Regions from separate parts of the Homo sapiens genome. Here region 1 is linked to region 2. A link is a contact called in ENCODE Hi-C data. All regions are on one chromosome and are shown on one strand. Each heading gives the region's core, a stretch centred on a gene start or an enhancer-like site at or near the end of the contact. The rest is flanking DNA. Distances are from core to core; before and after follow the strand shown.

Region 1 (6,623 bases), core at 26-2,525, 280 kb after region 2:
CTTTATAGCAAGGCAAGAATGGACTAATACACATACCAATTCTTGCAGGTAGGATTTTTTGGCACAGGAGAGAAAGCTGAGTAGTATCAGACTTCTTGCCCCCTACTCTCCAGGGTGAGCCAGGGTAGAGCCTCTGAGAATGCACAAGGAAACTGAAGTGACATCTCAATCAGAAATTCTGAGTCAAAGTTTAGATTCCTGAGTTTTAATAGGAACATTGACCAACTTCAGTATTCTTAGAAGAGCATACAGGATAAGAAGAAATTAGGAAAGCATGAAGGTCCAAGTGTTTCATAAAGTACCCCCACTGTGGGGATATGATGACTGGGAGGGGATGGCAGTGATGTAAAAAGCTTTGTCCATTTCCTCCCAACTCAAACGTTCTGTGACCTACTTGAAGAACTGTCATGTATCCTTATCTCTTTTCATCCAGGTATCAGGTTTAGGGCCAATGGGGAGGAGCCACTGAGAGGGAGGGTTGACACTCAGCATCATTCAGATCTTCATTTAATTCAGTAAACACTTAACTGAGCACTTCCTGTGCCTGGTATGATAATGGGCATTGGAGATACGGAAGTAAAAAAGACAGGCAGATTACCCTGTGAGCAGCTGGAACACCGTGGAGCCTTCTGGGCTTCTCTTTATCCTAACATTCATTGCAGTTACTGTTGACTGATCATCTCTCAGCAATACCCACCATTAACCATGGAATAGAAGCCTCCTGAGGCTAGGGGCCATGTCACCCCCAACACATAGCACAGTTCCTGATTTGGAATTCACTATTACCCGTTGAATAAATGAGTGAATGAACGAATGAATAAATGAAAAGCTGTATAGTGAAGGCACTTCTATGTAGAACAATGTGGTGTGTGGTGGGGGGTGTGATCTTATGATTACATGTATATAGATTTTTGTCCATGGTTCTTGTCCATAACTCCCATGACACTTGCTGAGGTCTTTTGCTATAATGTAGAGGTGCTTTAGGCCTCAGGAAACAGAATATTTCTCTGGCCTTCTTTGCCCTCCTTTCATCCACCCAAGGCGGGACTCTATAATCTGATTGTGGGTCATAAGACCCTCATTCCAGAGGAGGTCATGCCCCATACCCTGGAGGAAGGAATGCTGCACAAAGAGAGGAAGAAGAATCTGGACAGACAGACCTTGCTGAGATTAGATCATACCCTTTTTGTCCAATCACATTTTGTTCAATCACATGCTTCAGTCATGGACAACAAATGAAATCTCCATAAAAGGCCCAAAGGACAGGGTTCAGGGAGTTTCTGGAGGGCTGAACACGTGGAGGCAAACAGGAAGGTGAAGAAGAACTTATCCTATCAGGACGGAAGGTCCTGTGCTCGGGATCTTCCAGACGTCGCGTATGTATCTCTTAATCTGACTGAGCCCTCAACCTGTGGGATCAGACACTCTTTCCAGGTAGATAGTGTTGGAACTGAGTTGGAGGACACCCAGCTGGTGCCCGCTGCTTGGTGTGTGGGGGAAAATCCCCTACATTTGGTCGCAGAAGTCTTCTGTGTTGATGACTGTTGTCGTGGTGTGAGAGCAGAGGGAAAACACTGCTTGAGTGTTTTTCTGAAATAGGAGGGCCTAAGAACTATACTGTTCTATGCCACAGAACTGGCCCCCTACTTTCCTTGAAAGGCTGGCTATCCAATGGTGAGGAGAGGAAGTGGTAGCCTGAACCAGCCTCCCCATTTCCCCACCTCCCACCCCAGTTCAGAGCCCAGATCCAGTAGACAGAGCAGAGATGAGGCCTGCTTGGAGCCAGGCAGGCTCTATTAGACAACTTCAGGCCAAGAAGCTGCCCCTCTTGGGATGCAGGACTCAAAAGGCTTGTAGCATGGCCACCCCGTGGGCTGGGTTGGTGGAAAGCCTGGGATATTGCTCTGGGGCAAGAGGGGCAGAAGGAAGCGCAAATGAAAAGCCAGACTCCTTTCCTACCAGACTCCACTGTCAGATCCCTCTCCAACTCTTCCTGTGTGGGATGATGGCATTTTTCACAGAAGAAGGGGGACATGTTGATATGGCCTACAAGGTAGACATCTTCACTCATCTCTCACCCTAAAGTGGCTGTGCCCAAGCAGCTGCCATGCTCTGCCCTCTTTCCTCTTCTCCTCTATCTTCTCTCTCCAACCCTCTTTCCACCGCAGTGCCACACAGTGACCTATCTCCATCACTGGCCTATTTCAGTGTTGCCCACTTTAAGGCCTAACTCCGAGTACCCTTCCTCATCTAGCCTTGACTTCCTAGGCCAGTCCCAAGCACTGTGAGCTCTACAAGCTGCAGGGGCTCTGTGGTTATGCACCTGGGCTTTGGAATCAGACCTGACCTTGAAACTGTTTTTTAACTGCATGACTTTAGATATGCTACTCAAGTTCTTTAAAGAGACTGTAATTGTATCTATTTCATAGGGTTGTGAAGCTTTAATAAGAAAATACTTGTAAAGCACTTGTATAATAAATGTTCAACACGGGTTGGTATTGTTGGATATGGGCCATATGAACTGGCTGAGACTTACACTGTGTGTGCCTTGTGCTGTTAGTTGACACTTTAGTTCTTCTGTGCCTTGTGCTGTTAATCGACATCTTAGTTCTTCCACATCCTATTTCTTCAGTTGGGTTACAATATTCTTAAGGCAGGGACCTATCTTAACTGTCCTCTCACAGCAGGGACTTGTGCCAAGTAGGAATATTTGATTAATGGATTCATTAGCTAATCACACTTTGTAGATGCTTTTTGAGGAACAGAACTTTTGAATGCACGATAAACTTGGGTTCTCGTCTGAATACCATGGCTTTGAGGTTGGTTATATGGAGCCTTTCAGTGTGAATCCCTAAGCCTCTTGAGATTTCTTGAGAGGCAGATATGCCTGCATAGCCTGCCCTGCCTGATACTTCACAGAATGGGCTGCTACTTTTTACTTATTATTAAAAAAAAAAAAAAGCTATCAATCTGGCCTGTTTTGTTGACACAGGAGGCTCAGGATATAATGCGGACACAGGGAGATATCTCAATTCCCTTTTTTTGGAGACCAAAGCAGCCAAGAACATTGTGTGCTATCTTTACAATGAGAAGTAGTTTTTCCATTAAAAGGCAGATGCTTCATTTCCAAAAGTTAAATAGAATGGTCCTTAAAAATGATTCCAGCTGGTTAACTTTAGGGCTCTGGAGAATAAAATCAAATTCAAGAATATACCCCAACTTTAGTTCCACAGCATTTCTTCCTGATTGTGAAGTAAATAATTTTCCTGGCCTGGCACTTGGGTATTCTTGTCTTCAGTGATGAGATTGACAGCTACACTGTGACTTTTGATGGTTTTACTGCCCCACCACCCTTCCACCACACTGGTGATTAGGGAGAGAGCCACCCTAAAAGTTGTCACCACATGCATCTTCCACTCAGCCTCTTATGGTTTTAACTCCCCATTCCTACTGTTAAACCCCAAGAAACTTCACACCATCCAACCAAAGTCAGCAATTCTCCCTTTTTTCTTTCTTTTATTCTTTCATGTATTCATTTACTCAGCAAATGGTAATTGGGTGCCTACTATCTGCCAGGAACTGTGCCAGGAGCCAGGAATAGCATGGAGAGCAAAGCCAGGCATCATTCCTGAAGCCTGGAGTGGGGAGACAGATTTACCAAACAATATTAGACATGAGGGTGCAATTCTAAATGCGGCCACGAGACAAATGCTCTGGAAGAAAGGAATGCAGTTCCTTGAGATCATATCACTGAAGAGCCTGTCCTAGAGTTGGATGTGTGGTTCAGGGAAGGCTTCCCTGAGAAAAGGATGCTTGTGTTGGCACCTGAAGCTGAGTTGTAAACTAGGCGAAGATAGGGGTGAGGAGAATTGCAGAGAGGAGGAACAACACGTTCAAGGCCCTATGGCAGGAGATGGCATGGCTTATTTGAGGAACCGTAAGAAGCCAATGCGGTGCCACATGGAGCGTCAGGAGCAAGGAGGAGGGAGTGAAATGAGGCTGTAACCAAGGCAGGGACCAGACTCTGTGGGTGGGACCTTCCTTGTAGGGCTGAGGCCTTTACTGTAAAAGCAATGGGAAACAAATGAGGAGTTTTACGTGTGTGTGGGATGGGGAGGAGTCGGTAGATGGATGACAGATTTTCATTTTAAAAGATTACCTTTTACTGCCAAGACTTGCAGTGGCTTCTGTCACTATGGAAACCATGTATGATCTCTGACCTCCACCAGGGCCAACTTCAGCCTTTAAAACCACCTGGAAATAAGGAAGTGCTGAGTTCTAGAAAATGTAACTTTCTCTTTCATCTGTATGTAAAAAGGTAGTTGAAAAACAGAACCGTGACTAAATTTAGATCATTTAGCCAATCTTGATACTAGTAGGGGTTTTTGTATAAAACACAGTGTGTTGTTAGCATTTTCTTGGAAGTTAGCCTTTGGTGCTTCCAGGTAAGAGCACCAAATCTGCTTATCTCTAGGGTTGGGAATAAGAATAGATGATATTGCTTCCGTTGTGAGATTTTGGTCCAAGTCGGGCTGGTAACAACAGATTTCCGCCTATCGTAGTAGCAGTGTCTTAGACCTTTGAGTTGCCCACTCATTGTTTGACGTGGAGCTGTCTGTGGTTGTGAAGGTGATGCCATTTCAAATCCCCACTTCCCATTGTTTTCTCTCCTTCTTTGCAACAAACATGCCCTCCCACCCCACCCCACTCCACCTTTCTAGTGTAGTGTACCCAATTGTCACAGATCAGATTCTCTGGAAACAAGTGCTGAGATGGAATTTGGAGTACAAAATGGTTATTAGGGATCAGCACCTATGAAGGAAAGAAGGAGAAGCAGGATTGGGCAGAGGGAGAAATCCAGCACAGTCCAACCCTGCAAAGCCTCAGCCAACCCACTGGGAAGCTCTGGATTGTGTATTGCTCATCAGAGTGTCCTGTGTCAGGCCAGAGTGACTGGGCTTTTACCTACCTCACTCAGTCACAGGACAGATGTGGGATGCCCTGGGAAGGTATGACCTGGGGCCAGGTGGCTCTCTGCAGCTGAAGCATGCTTTAATCTTAATCTCTGCAGCCAGGCAGTCAGTCCTTTCTTGAAGGGGGACCCTCAGGTCCCCACATCTCCACATCTACCACATCAACCACCTGAATCTGCCATTCCAACATTAGTAGGCTTTAAATTGTAACCGTGACAGGCTGTAGAAAGAAATCTTTTCCTTTTTCACCTGGAGTGATGGCCTTTCAATAAATGAAAAAGTGATTGTTTTCAGAAACAATGAAAATGTAAAGGAAGCTCTAAGAGTGGATTCTGTGCAATCATGAGAATGGCTCATGAATTTGAAACTGCAAAATCCACAGAAGTAAGTTAATACTGCAAAGCTCCACTTATGGAACTCGAGCCACTGTTTTTGAAAGATAAAACAAAGCCTTACATGTGTAGAGCACTTCAGTTTTCAAAGTGCTTTCTCATGTCATTTGAGTTCCATAATAAGCCTGTGAACGGGGCAGGGCAGGTTTTATAAGCATTTCACAGATGAGGAAGTCAGGGCTCAGGAGGTTTAAGTGATCTGCCCAAGGTCACATTGTTGAAACCTCATCAACGTTCACCCATGCCCTGTTTATCAAAAGTAGGAAATTTTTGGCCCCCATCTTGGGCCACTGAGGAATGCTCAAAATGATGGACAGGAAGTGAAACAATAGAGCAGGGAAATGATTCAAAGTGATGGAGTGGAAAACAGCTCAGACTGGCACTTGGCTCCAAGGCTTAAAAACAAACCTGGAGCAGACACTGAATGCTAGAATGTGTAAGCTAGTCAGGAAAGAAAGCCAAGCCTGGTCTAGCAGATTAAGGAGGATTTTAAGAGATCAATGATGTAAGAACATGATTTCCTAAAAACCATGTAGGGGAACTGTCATCTCTGCAGTGAATAGGTGCATATAGGTCCTAAAAAAAAAGTGAATTTGGGGCCTGATAGCCTAAGACCTTTCATTCCTGGGTTGCAAAGGCAGAGTAACAAGCTAGAATAGATATGCCTCACCTCTCCAGAGAGACTGGTTGGGAGTGACCAAAAGGGATTCCTGCCAATATTAAGCCTGGAGAAGATGACACCCCATCTGCTGAGCCTGGAGACTCAAGCCAGGGACCAGAGGAGTGGCCCCGGCTAAGAGAAGCTTACCTTTTATTGCCAAGACTTGCACTGGCTTCTGTCACTATGGAAACCACGTATGATCTCTGACCTCCACCAGGGCCAACTTCAGCCTTTAAAACCACCTTTCCAAATGAAACAAGAAAGTGCTGAGTTCTAGAAAATGTGACTTTTTAGGTCAAACTGTGGACCCTAAACATGTGCTACTTTCTTAAAGCTGTATGAGTAAACACATGGTCTCCAAACCACCCCCGATTCTGTAATCATAAGAGGGCACCAGTATCTGGGCATCAGTGAGTATCCTGGCAGATGGATCTGGCTGGATGAGGTAAGGGAGTTGTACAGGTGTGCTGAGTCTATCTCTACTCCTGAGCCTGGGAGATGTGAGAAAACAGGAAAATGAGAGTCTCCCCGCCAGTGACTTGATAGGGGATTGAGAACCACCATTTTTGTCCCTTCTGAGAAGGCACCTCAGCTGCT
Region 2 (6,284 bases), core at 828-3,327:
AGAATTTCCAATTTGTTTTTAGGTCCATGAAAAAATTTGCATGAACAAGGAAGAGATGAAATTGTGGACAGTCAAAAGTGTGGTCTAGCTGCCCTGGTGGGCTACCAAGGAAACTTGCCATATTAGTCTGGAGTGAGTTTTGACTGATCAGATTGGACAATAAAAGGCTCAGCTGTAATTCCAGGAGACTTAATTAGTCATTTGCAACCTTAAGATACAGCTATCAAGAAGCCATTTAAAGGATTCATGAGGGAAGAGAACAGGTGGATACAGGCTTCAGATTTTGAGTTTGATACCGAGAGGAAGAAAGAGGCTCACAACTTCACAACTGTGTGAATGGGCCAAAACTTCATGGAATGCTGTAAAACAAGAGCCAAATGTGAAATGGTTTAAATAATGTGAATTAGTAACACTCTTGGAAACCTGAGTACAATTTGTTGTTTGATGATAGTTTTGACTTGGTTTCTAATGCAGTGAAGGTCAAAGATTAAGAGACTCATCTAGAATCTAGTAGTAACAAAAAGGAACCCTTGGATATGGCGCGGGGGAAGGGAGGAAGGGGGGGGGAGGGAAGGGGAGGGAGGGGGGAGAGAGAGAAAGAGAGAGAATGCCGCAGGTCATTAGGTATTATTTTTCATTCCTCCTGCAACTTTCTACTGAAAAGATTACCAACGACTGACAGATCTTTGCCTCCAATCTTCCCCACCCTTCCCTTTATGCTTCAAAATGCTACAAAGTCATCTTCCCAAAGCAGCTCTGATTATATAAATTTTTGCTCAGAAACATCTGATATACCCCCACTGCATGCAGAGTGAAATCTGGGCTTCTTGGAGCATTCAAGACTCTCCATAATATGTTTTGGTAGGCCAAGAGTTAGACCACTTGGATACCTTGATCTCTTGCTAAGTATTATTTACTTTCCCTACCCTATAAATCATCTGCCTCAAACATTAATCTTTGTACCTTCAACACCCCCTCTATTTTCTGTACTGTATTTGCAGCATTTCTTGTCTATCTCAGCCTGTCAAAATTAAACTCAGCGTTTATGTCAGGTTATGTCTCCATAATGCCTTATCCACGCCCTTAGTCAACATTCTTCTTCCTCTTCTGTGGTGCATAAAGACTTTTATATCTCAATCACACCACCTTTGGCGTTCTGCCTGGTTTTACAGATAGTTATGTCTTGGTGTCCCCTACTTCCTTACCCTGTGATTTAAGCATAGTATGGGTTAGAACATTTGCCATGAATTGGCCTGTGGCAGGGAGCTGATGATCCTTGTTATCAACCATTCAAAGTTTAGCAGATAGTTTGGAAAATCAGGCGATTCTGCTAATTCATGAAATTACTCATGAAAAAAAGTCGAAAGGAGTCACCCGTCTCTAAGGCGGCTTTTTGCTGTCTAGAATAACCGTGACAAAAGGTGGGAGCAAAATAATTAGCTTTCAGGGGAGTATGGCTTCTCTAAATAGTTGCAAGATGCCTACATTGTTTATGTAAAATAAAATATCTTATGTACTGCACTTTCGAAAAGACTGAAGATATCTAAGATATCTCCAGGTGGAAATTCCCGGTGACGGGTGTCCTTCTGAGGTCAACGGCACTGACCATTGCACACTGTATTCTGGAATACGTTCAACACAGCAAAACCGGCTCGTGGCGCGTCCCCGGCGTCCGACTGCTGCGTGGCCCCGAGCGACCTGCACCCCACTCGCCCCCGCCCCCACCTCCGCCCCAGTCCGCAGCGGCTACAGCCCGGGAGGCTCCAAGGGAACTCCCGCACGTCTGCGCGCGCAATCACGGGACGGCGGGTCGGCGTGGCGCGCGCAATTGCCCTGGAAACCACGGCGCGCGCACGCGCAAACGCGGGTGATGGGGGGAAGAAAGACTGAGCTGAGAGCTTTGCCGCGGGGGGAGGGCTCTACCTCGCTCCCCCGCGGTGGGCGCGCGCGCTGGCCCGCTCCCTTGCTGCACGCTCCCGGCTCGCGCGTTCCCCCCGGTGCCCTCCCCCGCCTCACAAGCACCCTTGCCCTCCCGCATTTGTGCGCCGGTGCAGCAGGCAGTGGGAACATCCGGGCATTTCCGCAGCTGAGCGGCGACCCGGGCGGCGGCGGCGGTCGAGGAGCTCCCATGGCAGGGACGAGGCGGAGGGAAGGCGAAAGGGGGGCGAGGAGTTAAGCCAGAGCCTCCGCGGGGCGGGTTTCCGAGGGAGGCACAGAGGGAAACGGCTCTCGCAGCCCGAGGAGGGTCAGGCGCGGAGCTTGTCGCACCTCCCGCGCATTCTGTCCAGCCCGGGCTCCGGAGATGCATCTGCATCAGGTCCTCACCGGAGCTGTCAACCCTGGAGACAACTGCTACTCCGTGGGCAGCGTCGGGGATGTCCCCTTCACGGTGAGCGGCGGCCGGGAGCCCTAGGGGAAGATACCAGGGGCCAGACGCGGGGGCAGGGACCTCCTGTCCAGGGCGCACGCCTCCTCAGGAGGCTGTGAGATGTTGGTGGGCCCCACCCGTGGCCCCTTTGCAGCCTTGGGGTTTAGTTCCCCCTGGGACCCGTGGGACCGTGGGTCCTGCGTCTGGTGTAGGAAATCACCCGTTAGGGGAAAGGCTTAGGAATCCACCGCACTCTCCACCCCAAGCAAACGGGCCTGAGGTGACTGGACTAGAAGGCTCCTCCTAGGGCGGCCCTTCGGTCTGCGGTGGAGGAAAGTGGTGGTGCGGCTGAAACCCCAGAGCGTCCGTTTCGCAGCTGCTCTCGGCGTGGAGGCGAAGAGACTTGGTGTTGGTCTCGGAGCGTGGAGGTGAAGAGACTTGGTGTTGGTCTCGGAGCGTGGAGGCGATGCTGCGCCTTGGCTCCCCCTGCCCGCTGTGCTAGGGCAGCGAGGAGCTGCTGGAGTCTGTGGCTTTAAGCCTGACTCTGTATCTCCTGATAATGCAGGATCTTAATTCCAACAAAAAGATAGAAAAATTCATCCTCCGCGCCCGAAAGATTTAGAATGGAAAGGTTAGAGTCACAGTGGCTTGGAGAGCTGTCTCATTTATCAGGAGGTCGTAGTTTGGTAATCCTCCTAGATAATATTTTAATCTGTAAGGTAGCCTTTTTTTTAATATAGTAAGGCAATGTGAAAAATTTACAACAGTGCTTGTTTGAGAAAAGTGTATGTATACATAACGTTTTAGAATCTCCTTAAAAGCTAGATGAAGTAGACATGTTTCTCAAGGAGATTGGACTCATCAGTCCTTTTTGAGAGTGGAAATGTTTAAACCAAGCCTTGGAGCTTCGTTTACTCATAGATAGACTCCCATAAATTGAGTTCTTTTTTAAAGAATGAAATTTATACATGGTCTTCCTTATAAGGAACTGTAGGCAGCCAGACCTTTATTAAATATATTTTGTAAACTGTTCTTCTTGATAAAACTGGAAATTCCGTAATGGTATGCTTTTTAGACAAGGAAAACCCTTTGATGTCTGCTTTCCAACAGTGTTTTTAAAACTGCGGAAAATAAAGCTTCAGCAAAACTGCAGAATCATTATGTAGCAGTGCATTCTGGAACAGAATTTATTTTTTGACGTTTTGTGATACATTAACCCCAGAAGATTGCTTTTTAGCCATTTTAATTTTTTAGTGTAATCCACTTGGCCTAGCTCCAGTTTAGAACGACCCCTTTTGTCATCTGTGTTTTATGTACATGTGACTTAAAATATTCATATAGAGCTGAGCTTTGTCTTCAAGTGTGTGGAGAATCTTGGTTTTTGGGGATAGAGAGAAGAAATTTCCCTGTTCCCCAGTAGTGCAGATAGGAAGTTCCTCAGGGTTAGAAGAGTGGGCCTCTTTCATCAAGAAACAAAGCTGGAATCTTTGGTTATATTTTCCTGCTAGAATGGTGGTGGTAGTTTTCTGCTTCCATCTAAAGTGGAGTGCTGTCTCACGGCAGGTCTGGTATGTAGAACTAAATAAACGGGTTCAGATGCAGCCTGGAAAAGCCTGTGTAAGAACTGTTAGTGCTGTGCAGGTGTGGTTATGCTGTAGGCCACTTGTGACCAGATGCTTAGAGTCATTTTCAAATCTTCTTGCACTTCCCTAATTCAGCGTTTCACGAAGTCTAGTTGACTCTGCACTGTCTACCAGATTTACTCCTTTTCATATCCTTAACCACCACCTTATTTTACAATCTTATTGGTATTAATATAAAAGCTTTCAAAACTGTCATGTCCGATAACTTCTTCATCCTCCACACCGCTGCTAGGATAATTTTCTTCAAGTGTCATTTTACTATATTACTCTTGGCTTAAGAATATGTAATTGTTTTTAATAGCTGTGTTAGGAAATGTAAACTTGTCAAGTATTCTCCATCTTTGACTTTATTTTTAATTATATGTACTCCTCACTTTGGCCCCTCTGTTACATACTGATCTTCTTACTCTAAACTGCATTTTTATGTTGCAACAAGACAGTCCTTTTGGGTTTCCAAATTCGACTCAAAATTTACGTGGTTTAGGATGCCTGCCTGTGACACTGTTATTTTGGTCTTTTGACAAATGTAAATACAAACCCATTTTGCACACCATCTCATTTAACTACCTTAGTTTTGAGCGCACTGATCCAGTTTTAATTTTGCCATGAACTAGAAATGATCTCTTGGGCTTTGTGAAAAACAGATTGAAAAACAAAACAAAACAAAACAAAAAACAAGCTGCTTTCAAGCAGTCTATATATAATCAACTAACAAATACTTAAGTTCCTATGTTTGTAAATATAGGAATAATAAATAGTAATAATAGTAAAATAAAATAAAGTAATATAATAGTAAAAATAAAAAGCAAGCTCCTCTTCATGGAGCCTGTCACTTGATTTTAGAGCAATCAGATGAAGAAACTTTAGTTCTGGATCAGATGATTAAAAGGGGGACCAGCCAGGACTTGGAATGAAGGTCTTGTGACTTCTCATTGTGTGGGCTTTTCTTGGTAGTATTTCCTTCTTAATATCAGAGTGCCTGCTCTGGAGAGGGTGTGTGGGTGCGTAGGTGGGTTAGTGGATGGATGGAAGGCCTCCCAGACATAGTGTAGAAGGAACTACTGTCTTGCAACTAACTCATGATTCTTAGCTGATGTTGTGTTTCATGGTAGCCTGAGAACCTTTTCAAAATACAATACATACTTTATTTCAGAGTCTAAAATTGATACATCTTTGAAGAACAGAATTGTTCTAAAAGGATTTTGAGTTTATGACAGTGTAATAATTGAAAGAAATGTGTGTTATATATTTTGCTGTGCATGGTGGGTGGCGTGATTGGTTGGCTGTGAATGACTACTTGATGTCGTGATGTCCCAATTTGTGCAATATTGACATGGTACTGCAGTCTGTAGTGGACAATCTCAGCTGATGTCTGTGGTTTTAGTGGTATCACGTAAGCTATGATGCTTTTCACTTGTGTTTAGGCAGTATACAGCTGTTTCCTTAAACATTCGATTGTGATTTCGTAAATGTAGCTGTAGATATCACATTTTAAAACATCACCTTTTGAACAATTTTGTTCTTTTCAGTGTAAGATCTAGGTTTTCGAAATGTTATCCTGCAATAAGTCAAATCTCTGGTAGTTCAAAGAGATGATCTTCTCCCGTGTATGAGCTTTATTATACTTTATTTTGCCTTTAAGACATTTCTTACTACCCTTCAGTGAATGTTTTGAGGGTTTATGCAACAGATATTGTAAATTTCTCATTATTTATGTTATTACTTTTCTGAAAGATAGTCCTTGGCTATTTTTTAAACTTTACTGCACATATTAAAATATTAATTGAAATAATGATCATACGTGATGATTTTTTAAATTAAAAATTCATTTGGCCTTAAGGCTTGCAGACTATTTTGAGATGTATAGGGGCAGTTACTATTATTCCAGTGTGACATGATTTCAACACATTGATCAAAGTTTACAAAAATTAGTAAGTCATTTGCACTCTTAGGGAATTTATAATATACTGGCAGAGATTAAAATGATTTATATAATTATAACATAAGGCAGATGGAAGAGATTGTAGTTGGGAAAACAAGAAGAGGTTTTATGGAAGAGTAAGGTTTGGAAAGATAAGAACAACAGAAGCAAAGGAATGGCATAATACGAAGGATAAATTATTGAGTGACTGTTTTCTTTGCAAAAGTTACTTTTTAATCACAGGACTTCTTCATTAAATAACAGACACTCTTAGAATGTTGAAAAAATATAATATGCAAACATTACCTGTAGCTTTTCAGGAAAACGTACCTGGTATTCTGACATTCAATTT

What was found. A loop is a pair of places that touch in the nucleus more often than their neighbours do. Pooled maps may share reads with other maps.
Region 1: a pooled map shows a loop between it and region 2 (2.7-fold over the local background). The contact joins the promoter of CYP19A1 here to the promoter of DMXL2 in region 2. A Hi-C loop is called at or near these places in 4 of 37 single-sample maps with no recorded cell type and 5 of 50 pooled maps.

The regions. Positions count from the first base shown.
Region 1 is chr15:51,333,248-51,339,870 of GRCh38, reverse strand. It overlaps CYP19A1 (cytochrome P450 family 19 subfamily A member 1), which reads left to right and starts at 1,275. Exons shown (of 10, transcript NM_000103.4): 1 at 1,275-1,376. RefSeq lists cis regulatory regions at 969-998, 1,063-1,080, an enhancer at 1,032-1,111 and promoters at 1,032-1,350, 773-1,350.
Region 2 is chr15:51,618,564-51,624,847 of GRCh38, reverse strand. DMXL2 (Dmx like 2) reads left to right here and starts at 2,077. Exons shown (of 44, transcript NM_001378457.1): 1 at 2,077-2,389. The coding sequence starts at 2,303. LOC105370816 (a long non-coding RNA gene) reads left to right here. Exons shown (of 5, transcript XR_932236.3): 5 at 23-164. RefSeq lists a silencer at 1,940-2,159 and an enhancer at 2,530-2,939.